Regions from separate parts of the Homo sapiens genome. Here region 1 is linked to region 2. Evidence: chromatin loops called from intact Hi-C (ENCODE). Cell type or tissue: PC-3. All regions are shown on one strand. Each heading gives the region's core, and the rest is flanking DNA. Links, peaks and the distances in the headings are about the cores only.

Evidence for each region. A loop is a pair of places that touch in the nucleus more often than their neighbours do. Peaks named below come from ENCODE experiments on the same cell type or tissue, not always from the same donor. Only the 100,000 strongest peaks of a DNase experiment are listed, where the experiment ranks them.
Region 1: it touches region 2 in a loop (3-fold over the local background); 4 of 110 quality-filtered maps call a loop at or near these places.

What each region holds. Positions count from the first base shown.
Region 1 is chr3:72,721,608-72,724,517 of GRCh38, reverse strand. No RefSeq gene overlaps it. Among named protein-coding and RNA genes, the nearest start is that of SHQ1, 130 kb to the left of the region's middle. In PC-3, for the core only: a CTCF peak has its summit at 1,209; DNase peaks (open chromatin) are centred at 237, 937 and 1,377; H3K4me3 peaks cover 763 bases; H3K27ac peaks cover 2,172 bases.
Region 2 is chr3:72,659,988-72,662,897 of GRCh38, reverse strand. The region is part of intron 5 of LOC105377161 (a long non-coding RNA gene); the gene reads left to right. Among named protein-coding and RNA genes, the nearest start is that of SHQ1, 190 kb to the left of the region's middle. In PC-3, for the core only: no CTCF peak of the experiment used is centred there; a DNase peak (open chromatin) is centred at 1,627.

The sequences.
Region 1 (2,910 bases), core at 170-2,669, 62 kb before region 2:
GTCTCAGGGAAGCCAGGGGGAGGAACAGAGCTGGGCTTGAAACTGGGAGGGCGATTTCTCCATCCCCATTGCCGGTTTTCTTTATACTGTTTGTGACCCAGTCCATGTTGTGGAACACAGCTGCCGACTACTCCTGAAATTTGTGAAATTGACTTCTGTAGTCTGGCATCTCAAGGGTGACTCATCTCTCAGTGCCAACACGCCTCAGGTAAGGACTCAGGAACTGGCTTGAGCCAGGAGTCCACTCCTGGACCAATCAGCTATGGCCAGGGTGGAATTGAGTCACACTCCACCTCCTAGTTGTTCTTAAGTAAGGATGGGGGCTGGGCACGGTGGCTCAGGCCTTCAATGCCAGCACTTTGGGAGTCCGAGGTGGGCGGATCACGTGAGATCAGGAGTTCGAGACCAGCCTGGCCAACGTGGTGAAACCCCTTCTCTAATAAAAATATAAAAATTAGCCGAGTGTGGTGGCAGGCGCCTGTAGTCCCAGCTACTCGGGAGGCTGAGGCAGGAGAATCACTTGAACCCAGGAGGCGAAGCTTGCAGAGAGCCGAGATCATGCCACTGCACTCCAGCCTGTGTGACGGAGTGAGATGTTGTCTCAAAAAAAAAAAAAAAAAAAAAGTAAGGATGGGGCTCTGGGCAGGGAGAAATAATTCTCAAAGAGGGGAATGAGGGAAGAGTAAACAAAGGATCTAAGTTGCCAGAAAACCAGAAACTAAAGAATGAATGTACCTAGAAGCAAGCTCAGAATTTAGCTCTGAGCTTTGTGGTAGCCAAAGCTTTAAAAAAAAGAAAAAAAAGGAAAGAAAGAAAACAACGAATAAGCATCTGAGTTCTGATTGGCTAATAAAATAAGGCACAGCAGATCACGAGGAGAGAGAAGCATTTTCTTCCATGAAAGCTGAGAGGACATTCTTTAGGTTTCTATGTGGAAGGGGACTAAGAAATACAATAAATGACTCATTCAGCAACAGTTGAATTTAGATTTCTGAGATGATTAAGTTTTTCACAATGTGTGGGGAGTCCCTCCTGGTGAATTCTGAAAGTAGAGGGGACATTATTAAATTTCAGTGCAAGGGTAGGCAGGGTGTGTTTGAGGGGGAACCAAAGTCATGCTCATTATGTTTTCTTTCGATGACCTCATTGGCTCTTGGAGACCTCAGTGCCGTGGTAAAAAACTCAGGGTTTACCTACAGGACTGGGGAGAGGGGTGTGGAGTGGGTTGGGTGTGAGGAAAACATCAGGATAAAGGGCAGCTGACAATCCATCTCTGTCAGCAGGGGGAACTTGAGAAATAGCTGCTCCTTGGTGGTAGCCAAGTGGTGCCTCTTGGGCCTAATGATATTCTACCAGGAACTGGAAAGTCTGGACTATTAAAACATGACTGTTGACAATGAATTTAAATTCCAAGAGCCAAACAAAACGTGGTGAGGGTGAATGTAGCCCTCGGCCATGGGCGTGCAGGCCCCACCCCTCTGGCGTTGCAAGGACTGGGTAGCCTGTGTTCATATGAGCTTCCTGGAACACAGATGGCTCTGCCAGGCTCTTGGCCAGAACTGGGCACAGTGAGAGCCCCAAGTGCAGAAATTCTGTGTCCTGTAGAGCCAAGAATGCCACACCTCTTACTCCTTTCCTTCTTTTTCTTTTTCTATTTTTTTTTTCCAGACAGGATCTCACTCTGGGGTGCAGTGCATGATCACAGCCCACTGCAGCCTGGACCTCCCAGGCTTAAGCGATCCTCCCACCTTAACCTCATGAGTAGCTGGGGCAACAGGCATGTGCCACCATGCCTGGCTAATATATATATATATATTTTTTGAGACAGAGTCTCCCTCTGTTGCCAGGCTAGAGTGCAGTGGTGCGATCCCAGCTCACTGCAACCTCTGCCTCCCGGGTTCAAGAGATTCCCCTGCCTCAGCCTCCTGAGTAGCTGGGAATACAGGCACATGCCACCATGCTTGGCTAATTTTTTGTATTTTTTAGTAGAGACGGGGTTTCACCATGTTGGCCAGGATGGTCTCGATCTCTTGACCTCGTGATCCGCCCACCTCGGCCTCCCAAAGTACTGAGATTACAGGTGTGAGCCACCACGCCCGGCCAAATTTTTAAAAAAATCTTTAGTAGAGATGAGGCCTCTCCCTATGTTGACCAAGCCAGTCTTGAACTCCGGAGCTCAAGCAATCCTCCCGTTTTGGCCTCCCAAAGTGCTGGGATTACAGGTGGCATGGGTGACAGCACCCTCCCTCCCTTCCTCCCTTCCTCCCTTCCTCTCTCTTTCTTCCTCCCTCCCTCCTTCCCTCCCTTCTCCTTTCTCCCTTCTCTCTCTCCTTCCTTCCTTCCTTCCTTCCTTCCTTCCTTCCTTCCTTCCTCCTTCCTTCCTTCCTGTTGGGCCCCAGGTATCCAATGATGAGTAAAACAGGCCCTCCATTCTCTCAGGGAGTTTACATTCCAGTTAGGGAGCCAGACTTTCACAACTAATTACACAGTGAAGTGGTTCATCCAAGTTGTAAGATGTGCCAGGAGGGGAGCCTGCCGAAAGCCACCTTAGAGTGCTTACAAGGGAATCTGATCAAGTCTATGTTTAGGAAAATTCCCCGAGGAAATGACTTAAGCCGAGATCTTAAGGAGAATAAGGGAGGGTTGTGATTCCAGACAAAGCAGGCTGCTGTGACTGCTGTGAATTGGGAAGGAACTTGTCACTTGTCACTTGTCACCGGAGGGCAGAGTTACCAGATGGGGCTGGGGACCGAGGAAGGAGCCAGGCAGATTTTGTTAGCCATGTTGAAGATTTAGAACTCAAGCAAACTTATCCAAAACTTAGAAATATGGCAGAAAGGAAGACTGCAGTTTCTTTCCACGTCGGCTTAGAGCATTATTTGCCAGGCCTGCCCAAGGATTAGTTAATTC
Region 2 (2,910 bases), core at 225-2,724:
CAAAAGTAAACTCCTCACCAGGAACCAATCCATAGGCCCAGTCTGTGAGCCAACCAACTTGTCTGTCAAATGTGTGAACTAAGAGACACATAACTACACTTAGATAGTGCTTGGCATTTGACCTGAAAGATCATGTACAGCCGGGTTGGGGCAGTGACTTTAATGCTGTGTACTGTCTCTTAGGAAGGCAGAGAGAAGGCATGCTAGTCTGTAAAGGGAAAAGGGGACTGAGTTGACATGCAGTGGCGGGCCTGGCTATCTTGATCTCCCGTTGCTGGGTGCCCACCGGATTGCCTACTATATACTTTGAATAAGCACGTCTGGAGCCCCAGTCAATGAGGATTTCAAACTGATCTCAACTTATCCACCTTGATCAGGAATAAGACCTTATTTTTATTCCACTCACTACTCTCAGTGGGTTCAGTGGTCTCAGCTGGTCACCTGTCCAAGAAGGCTTTTGTCCTGCCCATTGTTGTGGGGTGGGCATGATGGGGGGAGGGTGTTAGCCATGGGACATGTCACTGCAAACTGGATGATTATTGAGGTCTGGTGGTCCTTGCCAGACAAGAGAGATGATTTGGTTGTGACTGAAGAAATCCCAAGCTCCTTGGAGCAAACCTAGTGGAGCCTGTGATTTTCATTCTCCCACTGTGCTGCCCGGGAGTAAATGCAGTCCTTGCTTTATTTCCCTACGGAGTAACTGACTCGTTTCTTGCTGAGCAGGCTGGGGATAGCAGTTGGGGGAGAGAGGTTTTTAGGATGCAGCAGAGAAATTTGATGAGTACAGAAGTATGGTGTGAACCCACCATTAAATGCCCCAAATGTTACTCTACCCCATTATCTTAGGCGGTTCTATTCTTTGCAACCAAACGTGGCCTACAACACATCAACACAATAGTCTTCTATTGCTTTCCCTCCCTTCCCTCTTGAATTTCTATAGGTAGCAGAAATCCAATCTTACTACCCAGGAGTCCTGGGAATATCATATCCAAATTTACACTGCGGCCCAATCAAAATCCATCATGCCTAGGGGTTTAGCAATGGGGCTTTGTATATTCATAAGTCATTAGAGAAACAACCAACTTACATTCCACTATTATGAGAGTTTCTTATAAAAGGGGTTGGCTATCCCTTTGTCCCCTTCACCTAATCCCTTTCTCCTTTTTAATTCCACCTGGTTGAACCACCTCTATTTGCCAGGCATTTCCCCTTCAGTTAATAGTATCCATTGTGCAGGCTTTACTCATGTTTTCGATATGCCAGCCATTGTGCAAAATGATTTGCAGGTAGCACGCTGTTCAATTGTCACAGGCCCCTTCATTGCAGCTACTAATGACGATTCCCATTTTACAGATGGGGAAATTGAGAGGCTAAGTCATCCATCTGACTCCATAGCCTGAAATTTTTTGGCCACTCTGCTTTACTACTGCTCTGGCTTCCCTGGGTTTCCTTCTGCCATTTTCAGTAACTAGGGGAGAGAAGGTCCAGGTGTCCTGCCTGGCAGCAGGGCCCCCGGAACTTGGCTCTTTTCTGGCCTCCTTTCCAGCTAGCACAGCTGCCAATCTGGAACACAGCCCTTTCCAAGAAAGCCCAGGAGAGAAGCCAAATGTTGACTCACCTGCCAGACTCGGGGATGCTGCTGCCAAGATGCCTCAGGGCCTGTGCAGGAGGGCTGGCAGGGCTGGCCCATTGTGGGGCCTGGCAGGGGCAGCTTCAAAGGGCCAGGCCTTCTTTCCTGAGTGCTTCAGGTTCCAGAGGCTAAAGAGATCCAGATGGGTTCCTCCCCTCCTCCTTCTGCCCCATCCTTCAGCCCTGGAAGTTTCTGAAAGAGAATGTCTCCTCTACATCTCCCCTTGGGTGGCAGGCAAAATTCTAAGGAAGCACGCAAGACTTTCTGCCGTCTCACCCCACCCCACTGTGTGTACCCTGCTTAATCCCCAGACCTGTGAATATGCTGGATTTTGCTCCCATGATTAGGTGATGTCCTATGGCACACTTGATCCTAAGAAGGGGAGATTATTCAAGGAGGCCTGATCTAATCCTAGAGTTTTCTCTGACTGGTGGCAGAAGAGGAAGTGAGAAGTTGGAAGCAGGAGAAGAATTTGACCCAGGCTTTCTGGCTTGAAGTTGAAAGGAGTCCTGCAGTAAGGACTATGGGAAGCTTCTGGAAGCTAAGAGTGGCCCATAGCTGACAGCCACCAAGGGAACAGGGAGCTTGGGCCCACGCATGCAAGGAACAGAGTCTTCCAACACAGAGAATACATTTGCAATGAGATGCTTCCTCAGAGCGTTCACACAGGACCCTAGGCCAGCTACCACCTGATTTCAGCCTTCTGATAACCTGCCCAGAGAACTCAGTTGAGTCTACCTGGACTACTGACTTCCAGAACTATGAGCTAATACATGGGCATTGTTTTAGCTGCAAAGTGTGGGGTAATCTGTTATCCAGTCACAGAAAATGAGTGTACTTCAGATATGTAACAGGCATTTCAAACCCTACATGTCCAGCTATTCCCCACTTGAGTCTTCCCCAGGTGGTCAGTGGTAGCTTTATTCTTCTTGGCATAGGCCCCAAATCTTCAAGTCGGTCTTGCCTCCTCTCCTTCTTGTAACTCTTTGTTGAATTCATCAGCAAGTTCTTTTCACTCTCCCTTCATACTGTCTCCAGACTCTGACTACTCACCACCCCCGATGACCTGTTCCTTCTCTTTTCTGCCCTGACAGCACAGTAGTTCATTACTGAAATGGCCAAGTCCTTGCCCCTCCCTGGCAGGAGGCAAGGACACTCCTGGATGATGGTTGGCTGGCCTCCTCTTCAGCTTCTGTACCCAACCCATTGGGGTGGCTGATAAATTCAAACACAGACACAAAGCAGAGGGTGGCAGAAGAAGGGGGCTCCCATGTGGAGGC